2 separate regions of the Mus musculus genome follow, and region 2 is linked to region 1. The links are chromatin loops, found by intact Hi-C in ENCODE. Cell type or tissue: heart. All regions are shown on one strand. Each heading gives the region's core, and the rest is flanking DNA. Links, peaks and the distances in the headings are about the cores only. Region 1 holds the start of Lsm14a (LSM14A mRNA processing body assembly factor). Region 2 holds the start of Uba2 (ubiquitin-like modifier activating enzyme 2).

Region 1 (5,371 bases), core at 323-5,322:
ATATATGTCTGTACAAACACCCATAATAAAAAAGGAATCTTTTTAAAAAGATAAGTACAAGACTAATTGAAATCAAGAATTTGGAAATTAGCTCAGTGGTACTTATCTAGCATGCACATATAAGGCCGCGGGTTCAATGCCCAGCACCACACACAGGTCACTTTAAAAAAGTGTGGACCTTATATTTAAAAATAAAATTACTGATAATTATAGCCTAGTTGGGTGTAGTGCCAAATGACTTTTCTTGGTATTCAGGAGGCAGAGACACATGGATCCCTTTGAGTTCCAGCCTGGGCTACACAGCAAATTCCAGGACAGTCAGGGCTATATAGACTCTGTCTCAAAACAACAAAAAAGATTTTGCGTGTTTCCTGGTTAGGGTTACTATTGCTATGATAAAACACTACGACCAAAAAGCAACTTGGGGGCGTCAGAATTTCTTCCCTTACACTTTTAGGTAACACTCCCTCACTGAGGGAAGCCAGGACTGGAACCTGGAGGCATAAGCTGATGCAGAGGCCATGGAGGGGTGCTGCTTATAGCTTTGCACTCCATGGTTTGCTTAGCTTGCTTTCTTATAGATCATAGGACAACCGGCCCAGAGGTGGCTCCACCCACAATGGGCTGGGTCTTCCCCCATCAATTAGTTTGTTTGTTTTTTTGTTTTTTGTATTTTTGAGACAGGGTTTCTCTGTGTAGCCCTGGCTGTCCTGGAACTCACTTTGTAGACCAGGCTGGCCTCGCACTCAGAAATCTGCCTGCCTCTGCCTCCCAAGTGCTGGAATTAAAGGCATGTGCCACCACTGCCCGGCCCACAACCACTTTTCAATATTGCCCCAGTGAGGATTAAACTTTACATGAATTCTTGGGAGACACATTCAAACCATCGCAGACACAAACCTTGGGCCCCAGAAGACCCTAGGAACCATGAATAAAGACAGTTTGTTGGGGGTGATGGGGAGAGAGGAGAATAGATACAGTAACGGAGAAATTATCAAATTGGCAATTAAATGTACTATGTAATTGGGACATGGAGTACAGCTAGTTCCATCACCAGCTAACACCATGGAATAAACCCAACAGAGATGGCAGTGATGTGGTTGGTATGTGTGAAGCCAGGAGATGTGAGAGATGTAAATTTGAGAGTTAGGTATCATCAGTTTATAGAAACTGACAAGGGAAAGAATGTGTTCACTATGGAAGAGAAGGCAACATTGGTCTGAGACCTACAAAGGGAAGACTCCAAACGCAGATTTGCACACCAAATAATGACTGTATGCTGAAGCAGGGACCCCCTTGAAGCCACTGGGCACCAGTCACAGCTCAGCTCATCAATCTTCTCTCCTGCTTTCCCGGAACACGCAGATAATCACCATGCATTGGCTCAGCGCACCAGACATCCTACTTGCTGCCTGTGTTCGGCTCTTATCCCAGTTGTTCACTCTTGCAGCAAATGTCTACCGAGCAGCTGTCCTGGGCCGGTTGCTACACTTGGCCCCAAGGATGATGCAAACAGTGTCTAAAACCAGAAACCCTTCCTCAAAATATTTGCATTCTAGCCAAGAAGGGAGACAAACACTTATGACTAAATAGACAAATGCGATGGGGGGTAGGGAGGGAGCAAGGCAAGAAGAGGGGTGTAAAGCGAGATCTACTGTAGTTTTGTAAATACATCACCTCTTAGGGCAGCTTTGAGCAGAGTATAATGAACTGTGGAAGCTGTGAGAAGAAGGGATGCTTGGAACAGTATGGAGCTGTGTAACAACAAATTAAATCATCCATGCCCTCATAAGCCAAACTAGGAAGTCTGGTTTTCACCTTGTGTAAAATGTAACCTGTGGAGCGCACTGAGTAGACGGATGTTATCTTGAGTTGAACAAAAGTCCAAAATCTCTTGCTACTTGAACATGATTCCCCCTGACTGCTGTGTTAAGAAAAACCTAGTAGGGGTAAGAGAAATAGAATTCTTCGGGAGCTACTGCCAACAACTCTGGCCAGGGTAACTGAGGCGTTATATAGAGCTGTACGGATGGAGACGGTCCAGCCTGAACAGACAAGATTTATAGTTAGGACAGGTGTGGAGGTGTAAGACAATCCAGGACTGGGGTCTTAGCTACTAAGCAAACGTTCCCGGTTCATAGTTACCTCCGAGAACAAGCTAGAGGGACGAGTTTGGAGTAAAACCGAAGAGTTACATCTCTGGATGCAAAGTTTTAAGATGCCAATTTGGTATCCGATCGGAGAGATGATCGTTATTAAGAAAGTGGAGCTGACATTAAGTGATCAAAGCGGCAGAGAAACACTTGGACTGGTGTTTCTTGCATAGTTAGTGACCGGGAACATCTTGAAAGCTAGGACACGGATCAAGCCGCATAAAAAGGGTTGGACTCAGTTTGGGGGACAGAGTCCCAGAGCCTCCCGGAGCGGCAGCCCTTGGAGTGTGAGACTCCTCAGGCGAAGATGGCTGCTCTGGCGTTTACAGTGAGAGTTCCGTGGCCCGCGGAGAGCGGCTCCGGAGCTGGGAGGCGACCGCTTACAAAGACTCTGGGCTCGTACCAAAGTGCAGCCCGCCTAGAAATGGCAGAGGCCGCAGTCAGCATCACCAGGCGGGATGGGCCCTCGTCTAGTCTTCCCGCGACATCTAGGTGCCGTGAAAACCTTCCACGTCGGGAGCGCAAGCCAAGCGCTCTGGGCCGCCGCGGAAAGAGCCCGGGACCGTCCGTGAGCTCGGCGAGTCTCGCGAGAAAGCACGCCGCCTCGCCCTCCCGGCATGCCCTGCGCCGCCGCCGCTGCTGCCGCCGCCGCCGCCGCCGCGCCGCGGTTTGAGGGCGGGAGGCTGGGGGAGGGTAAGCGGAGCCGGCGCGGCCGCCATGTTGGTTCTGAGGCGGCTGCTGTGAGGCGCCGACGGAGGGAGCGAGCGAGCGGGCGGGCGGGCGGAGCGGCGGGCGCAGCGCGGGATCTGACTGAGTGCGAGCGGCGGGCGACGGCGGCGGCGCCATGAGCGGGGGCACCCCTTACATCGGCAGCAAGATCAGCCTCATCTCCAAGGCGGAGATCCGCTACGAGGGCATCCTCTACACCATCGACACCGAGAACTCCACGGTAGCCCTCGCCAAAGGTACGGCGGGGCGGGCCTCGGGGTTTTGGGGGGCGCGGGTAGAGCGCCCCGCCGCCCTCGCGCTCTTCTCCCTCTGCGGTCCTCACGGGCCTCGCTCCCTCCCGGCCCCCAAGCGACAAGGGCCGGGCTGCGGCCTCCCCGGGCTCCCCGGGCTGCTTCCTTTCCCCCGAAGCTCCGCGCCTTCCATCCGGGGAACGAGTGCGCGGCGCCCGGGGCGGGGCGATGCTAAAGTCCCGGGAACCAGCCGGAGAACACACCCAGGTTCGCGGCTTCCAAGACCGAAATTCGGTCGTTCCTTCTTCGGAAGCGCCGAACAAAGCCGGAGGAGTCGAAGAATCTTGACGCCTACCTCGAGATGAATGCGGATGTGTTGATTCCTCGGGCACCCATTTTCTCAGCGTTCTTCGTCTGGGTCGGTGGCGACGGTTGTCGAGTGAACTCCTAAGGAGTGTGCTCCAAACTTTGGGTTTGCGCCGCAGACTTGTGATCTCGAAAGGCCGTTTCGTACCGTCCAGTCGATCGCATCCCGTTTGTCTCCTCTGTGATTGTTACCTGTTATGCCGGAATTCTTATGCAACCGAAGGGTGCGCGTTAAAATGCTTGCTTGCTGTCCCCATGGGCCAATTTTCTGGAACCCTGGTAGAAAGGAAAGTTTAAGTTTTGATGATCCGGGACTCTTGTACACACTTCAGAGCGAGTACTATCGGGGCGCTGACCGACTCCGCTGTACTTGGGGAGAGGAAGTTGTGTGGAAGGGGATCCCCCCCTACTTACCCCAACCCCATAGTCTGTACAGTCGATACAGTCAATTTGTGGGTTTTGTTTCCGTTCACGCGTGCTAGTGACAGGAAGGCACAAAGAAAATAAACTTGAGTTTCTGATCCTAGGGGAAGTCTTATAACAGTTTCTGATACCAGGGAGGTCTATTTTCCTACCACACCTAGTAGAATTGTTAAGAACTAAGTATGCTAGGAAAAAAGGTCCTAGGGATAGCAAGATTCTAAATCTAAAAGCATTTTTTATAGATGCTTCTTTTAACAGTTTCAGTTTCTTGAATTATACCTAATAGGGGGTAGGGGTGTGGCTTGATTGACAGCTCTTCTCTAGCAAGTGGGAGATCTGGGTTCCCTCCCCAGAACCACAAAAACAAAGCTTAAAAAAGGGACACTATAAAAGAGTAGGGTGATGTTTTCCACAGTTGCATTGTGATACTTACATAACTTTTGGCAATTTACTTAAAAAAAAAAATCCTTGAATCAAACACTGAAAAGTCAAGGAGTCTGCTTTTTAAAGAGCAGTATGAGGCTTGGTGCTGTGACACTCCCCTGTAGTCCCCGATATGCAAAATCAGGGCTGCTAAAGCAATACAGCTAGGTCATCTCAGTCGATGCTTAAATGCATAAAACCCGGTTGGCTCCCCAGTGAGAAAAACCGAGTGTGGGTGGTGCATGCCTGTGATTCCACCAGGGAGGTCGAAGCAGGAGGTCAGGCATTCAAGATCTGCCTGGTACACATGAAACCCTCTCAAAGAAGGCCAAAACTGAGACTCCAGGAACTACCCCATAACTTTCTCTTTGCCTTATGGAGTTTTGTAACACATTGCCTCTTAAAGAACCTGCTTTCATCTTTGTAGATGTTCACTATACTTAAGGATGTATGATTCTCCTTAGTAATTACTGAAGCCTTGACTAATAGTGTGAAGCTGGGCTTGGTGGTACGGGCCTTGGTGCCGGCGTTCAGGAGATTAGTGCCAGGTGGATCTGAGTTCCAAGCAACCCTCATCAATTTAGAGAGTTCCAAAACTTCCGAGTGAGACACTGCCTCAAAAACAAATGAGAGTTGACTGTGATGTCCTTAAACAGCTTGATGGTGTTAGTTTTAATGACTTTATTAAAGGGTGGGTAAAGCTCTCACCAGGTGTTCTACACACTGGTTGAGAACAGTATTTCTCGCTGAAGTGTTTTTGTAGAGGTTTGGGGATTATTCTTTGCATGGTCTCATGTAGCTTGGGCTGGCTTTCGTCAAGGATGACTTTGAAATATTGATCTGCCAGCTTCCAATTTGAATTCCTAGTCCTCTAGCCACCGCCTATGTGCTAGGATTGTAAGGCATGAGCCAGACTTAATAACTTTTTAAAAAATATTTTTTATTCATATGTGTGTGGTCTGTGTGGTGCTAAGTGCATGTGAGTACTGGTACTGGCAGAAGCCATAGGTGTCAGATACACACACACACACCAGCTGGAGAACCACC
Region 2 (5,371 bases), core at 261-5,260, 220 kb after region 1:
CGGTGGTGGTGCATGCCTTTAATCCCAGCACTTGGGAGGCAGAGACAGGCGGATTTCTGAGTTTGAGGCCAGCCTGGTCTACAAAGTGAGTTCCAGGACAGCCAGGACTATACAGAGAAACCCTGTCTCGATGAAAACAAACAAACAAACAAAACCCTAGGTGGAAAGTGATAGAGTATGATACCCAGAATTCTCCTCTAGCCTGCAGCTGCCAGTGGCCATGGGTTACTGGGTTCCTGAAAGGAAAGCTGGGGATGGATGGGAAGGATGACTAGAGAAATAACAAGCCAAGGCAAAGTTCTCTGAACAAGGCTCAATATAGTCTTAAATTTAAAGGGGGGAGACCCATCCCCCACTTTGTCAGGATCACCTCAGGAAAGCAAGCTCAGCTGTTCTGCAGGTAGCTTCTTGCAGGAAGCTGCAGATGTGGCAGACAAAAGACTTCACCTAGGTCAGAAGACTCCACCCTGGGTGGGCTAGCCTACTGTGGCAGAAACCGGTCTGATTCAGCCAGCTCAAGGCTGGGGGGAAGGGCACACTAGCCTCCACATGTAGTGTGTGTACATGTGGCAGACACACAGGAAACAGTCTCATAACTGATGCTGACTGTACCGGAGTCAGCGTGAATCAGAGAACTTCTTTACAGTCAGTTCCAAGACAGAAAAGTAGAGGAAAATTAGTGTTTCTGTGACCTGATTTCCATCTGAGGCATTCTAGCTCCATGGCTTATCCTCAGAGTGTTACCAGCCATGAATGATTGACAAACAATGGTCAACAGAAGCAAGAGCGTTAGCAGTCATGAGTGGTTGACAAAAGCCACAGTATATTTCATCAATTTGGTGGGTGCAAAAATAATAGCAGTTTTTGCATTGCTGAAAATTTTAATATTGGAATATAGTTGTAAGGTTTATTGTTATTTTTTGTTATGTGTATGAGAATGTATTTGTGAGGATGTAAGCAGTATGTGTGTCTGTTTTCCTGCTGAGGCCAGAAGAGTGTGTTAGATCCCTAGTAGGTGGAGTTACAGGTAGTGTTGAGCTGCCTAATATGAATGCTGACAGCTGAACTCAGGTCCTCTGCAGTAGCAGTATGTGCGCTTAACCTCTGGGCCATCGGTCCAGCTCATGGAGTATATTGATAAATGTGGCTATGTTGTATGTCGTTTAATATGTGTTTCCTGCTTTTTTTTCTTTCTTTCTTTTGTTTTTTCGAGACAGGGTTTCTTCTCTGTGTAGCCCTGGCTGTCCTGGAACTCACTCTGTAGACCATGCTGGCCTCGAACTCAGAAATCCTCCTCGTGTGCCACCACTTCCCGGCCGGGTCATAGCTTTTTTAACCTTTAAATAAAGAGCTTTTGTTGGGAATTCAAACCGAGGTCTTTAGAAGGTGACCCTAGGCATCTCAGGCTGAGAGCTGGTTTGTGTTCCTCTGGAATTGTGTGAGAAGTAATCCCAGGACTCAGGGTGTCGCCTGAGCCCATCCCGGGGCGGGATGGCGGCCGCACTGCGCAGGAGCGGAAGCTGCGCTGCCCTTCCCCCACCGACTTCCGGCTGCCGCTCTGGTTCTCCCGCCTCCGACTGTGAGGCGGCTCGTAGACGTCCCGCCATGGCACTGTCGCGGGGGTTGCCCCGGGAGCTGGCCGAGGCGGTGTCCGGCGGCCGGGTGCTGGTGGTTGGCGCGGGTGGGATCGGCTGTGAGCTGCTCAAGAACCTGGTGCTCACTGGCTTCTCCCACATCGACCTGGTGAGGCCCGGGCTCCGGGTGAATGGCGGTCTGCCTGCGGGGCCCGGTTCCGGGCGGGAGTCAGGGCGGCGCGGCCCGAGAGGCCTGGGGTTAGGATCACCGTGCGGGAAGCGGGTTGGTGGGACGCGGGACTCCGGCTCTCCGGACCTCCTGTTCGCGGCCCTCGGCTCCCTGGGCCTGCGCGCGCCGCCTCCCGAGGCAGTTTCCCCAGTTACACTGGGATGCAAGAAGAGACCCTGTAGATGCTGTGACTTTAATTCAAATATTCTCCAACTTAAAATAACGATCCCGCGGCCGAGCGGTTTGCAGCCACCAGCCACAGCACGCCGGGCGTGCACACGTGCATTCATTCCCGAGTCTGCCACCGGCCCTCAGGTTGCAAGTGCTGTCTGCATCCCGTTTTATTTTTAACAGATGAGGAAAGTGAGACGCTATGAGGTTGAGTAACTTACCCTGGGGGCACGCCGTAAGTGGCTGGTTAGACTCCTTGGGGCTCGCGCTCCTCTGGTCTGGGCATCGTGCAGATCCGTGTTTATGTCATTATAGATACTCCCTGGGGTTTGCAGGATTGGGTGACAGACTGTAATCCGTGCATCGAGAGACTGTAGAACTGGAAGTTTGAGGTCCGCTTGGGCTACGTAGCAACATCTTACCCAAGAAATTAAAAAAAAATTTTTTTTTTTGGTTGTCAGGATTCTTAAGTTTTGCGTTAGCGTAATGTGCAATGACAGGAAACCCCTGTAATTTGTGAATGTGTTGGAGATATTATATGAACCTTGGATGTGAATTGAAGATGCCTTAAGGTTTAACAGAAACACGGGATGAAATTGCAGGTGTCAGGGTTTCAGCTGAGGCAGAATTGGAGGGAAACATTCTTCATTGGTCAGGCTTCACACCCAGTTTTGGTCCATAGAAAATAGTATAATCCATAATATGCTAGTGACGCTTGATGCTATTTTAAGAGTAGATTTTTCAATAGACAGGAGTGAATTGAAAAAGTAAATGCTTGTTCTCTGTTTTAATTTTCTTTGGTTAAATTTTTATAGTGAACTTTGAAGTACAAATGAATATTTCAATGATTATGTTCCATAATTTTCCCATACTACTCTAAACTTTAGAATGTTTGATGATGAGAACATTTTGTTGCTTATGTAAGTTTGTTGAAATAGAATGTAAATGATGTTAATTCTTTTCCCCTTTAAAGTAGCAATTAGATTAAAATTTAATTTTACTTTAAACTTTTTCCTTTATTTTACGTGTATGGGCCATTTGCCTGCATTGTGTCTGTGCCTGGTGCCCCCAGAGGCCAGAAGGGGGCGTTGGATCCCTGGAGCTGGTGTTAGCAATGGCTGTGACTCACCATGTTGAGCCTGAAAATTGAACCCCTGGTCCTATGCAAGAGCAGCCAGCACTCTTAACTGTTTAGCCATCTACGACGGCTCCTAGACTAGATTTTACTTTACTTATTTATTTTACCATACATAGGGCATTTTCTTCAACAGCCCTCAAGTAATCCTGAGTGAATGTGTAGATAAGGAATTAACGTGAGTGTGGTGGCTTACATCTTTAATTCCAGCACTAGGAGGCAGAGGCAGACTGACCTCTGTATTCTGTATGTTCCAGGCCAGCCTGGTCTACAAAGAGAGTTCCAGGGGATCTGAGGCTGTTACACAGAGAAACCATCTCAAAAAAAAAGAAAGAATGAAAGTAACTAACATGCTCCATATTGCTTAATGAGAAATGACATGGCACGGGAAATCAGAAATTATCAGACAGATGGGTGTTTTTTGTGTGTGGAGGCCAGAGGACAACTTCAAGGTTCGTTCTCCCTGGGCATTGTCGAGCAGTTACTGAGGCAGGGTCTCTTTCTACCCTGGAACTCTGCAGATGTACTAGGCTAACTGGCTAGTGAGTCCAGGAATTCCTCCTAGCCCCACTGCCCTGGCTCTGGAATTGCAAAGGCTTGCCACTGTGCCCAGCTTGTTTTAACGTGGCTTTTGAAGTATCAAACTCTGCTCCTTGTAGCTGGCAGTGCAGCCGCTTTTTTTTTTTTTAAGATTTATTTATTTAATATATGTGAGTACAGTGAGTACACTTTAGCTGTCTTCAGACACGCCAGAAGAGGGCATCAGACCCAATTATGGATGGTTGTGAGCCACCATGTGGTTGCTGGGAATTGAACTCAGGACCTCTGGAAGAGCAGCCAGTGCTAGTAACTGCTGAGCCATGTCTCCAGCCCCAGGGCAGCCACTTTACTGCCTTCAATCTCCTTGGCCTAGAAAACTACTTATTTACTGAATTTTGAGGCAGAGTCTCTGTTTGTAGCCCTGGTTGGTCTGGAACTCATTATGGAGACCAGGCTGACCTTCAGCTAACAGGTAACTGATTGCACCACCTTGCCCACCCAGAAAATTTTATTTTATTTTATTTTTTTATTTTTTATTTTTTGGTTTTTTTTCGAGACAGGGTTTCTCTGTGTAGCCCTGGCTGTCCTGGAATTCACTCTGTAGACCAGGCTGGCCTCGAACTCAGAAATCTGCCTGCCCCTGCCTCCCGAGTGCTGGGATCAAAAGGCGTGCGCCACCACACCCGGCTTTTTATATTTTTAATCAAATCTTTTATGATATCTAAGGAATTCCCTGAAATATTTGCATTGATCATGGTTAAATAAACAAAAAAAAATTAGCCATCCTTAATGCATTTTTGAGGTTACCTTTGACTTAAGTGCTGTTCTTCCCGTAATGTTTAAATGCAGTTGTTATCTGGTCAACAATTGGGTGTGAGTTGTCCAGGAAAGCACTGGCTGCAGGTAAGCTCTGGGTTAAGCACAGTGAAGACAGCGGTGTTGCTCAGAAATTGGGATTTACCTCCCTTTCTTTATTTGTAGATTGATCTGGACACTATCGATGTCAGCAACCTCAACAGGCAGTTCTTGTTTCAAAAGAAACATGTGGGAAGATCAAAGGCTCAGGTAACTTCCCCATACTGCAGTTAGGACACTTGACCAAGGTTTCACTTAACAGAGGGAGAGAGTGGGTGAGGCTAGCTCTTTTTATTTTTATTTCTATGATTAACATTTCATTTACTTATTATGGGGCACTTGTGCACATCATTTGCATGGGAATGGAAGTCTGGGGACAACTGGTCTCACCCTCTCCTCCCACCCTTTGGGTTCTGGGGATTGACCAGGCCCCTGAACCTTCACCACACAAGCCTACCTCTTGAATCCCAAAGAGTGAAAAGAATAAGGGAGTGACTCAGGTCACTGGCTATCTGGAAGGAACAAATTGGGATGTCTTTCATATCCTCTTCATATTTAAGTTTGTTCCTTTACATCCCAGGGAGAAAAGATACTATTTTGAATATTTCCCATGGCTTGCAAGGTCAGAGGTCCTGCTGTCCTGTTTTCTGCCAGCGCTCTCCCCTCAACGCCATTGCAATTGTTTTTGTTGTTGTTTTCTCTTGCAGCTCCCTTCCCAGCGGATGTTTTCTGTGTTAACTTGTTTGACTAAGTTCTTCTGTGGCAGCAGCCTGTCCTAAGCTGAGTCACACCTTGGCAGTGATGTTTATCTGGATGGTTACGGAAGGCTTCTTAGGCTCTTAAGTGAATGAATGGCGCGTGCTTATG

The links. Hi-C counts contacts between places; a loop is a spot of excess contacts. Peaks named below come from ENCODE experiments on the same cell type or tissue, not always from the same donor. Only the 100,000 strongest peaks of a DNase experiment are listed, where the experiment ranks them.
Region 2: it touches region 1 in a loop (2.4-fold over the local background); 1 of 42 quality-filtered maps calls a loop at or near these places.

What each region holds. Positions count from the first base shown.
Region 1 is chr7:34,387,105-34,392,475 of GRCm38, reverse strand. It overlaps Lsm14a (LSM14A mRNA processing body assembly factor), which reads left to right and starts at 2,771. Exons shown (of 11, transcript NM_025948.3): 1 at 2,771-3,118. The coding sequence starts at 2,998. Gm12764 (predicted gene 12764) reads right to left here and starts at 3,863. Exons shown (of 2, transcript NR_169160.1): 1 at 3,468-3,863. In heart, for the core only: no CTCF peak of the experiment used is centred there; DNase peaks (open chromatin) are centred at 1,455, 2,735, 3,285, 3,865 and 1 weaker place; H3K4me3 peaks cover 3,883 bases; H3K27ac peaks cover 2,944 bases.
Region 2 is chr7:34,164,745-34,170,115 of GRCm38, reverse strand. It overlaps Uba2 (ubiquitin-like modifier activating enzyme 2), which reads left to right and starts at 1,587. Exons shown (of 17, transcript NM_016682.2): 1 at 1,587-1,743; 2 at 4,631-4,714. The coding sequence starts at 1,606. In heart, for the core only: CTCF peaks have their summits at 2,859 and 3,059 (motif pointing right); a DNase peak (open chromatin) is centred at 1,545; H3K4me3 peaks cover 2,143 bases; H3K27ac peaks cover 1,512 bases.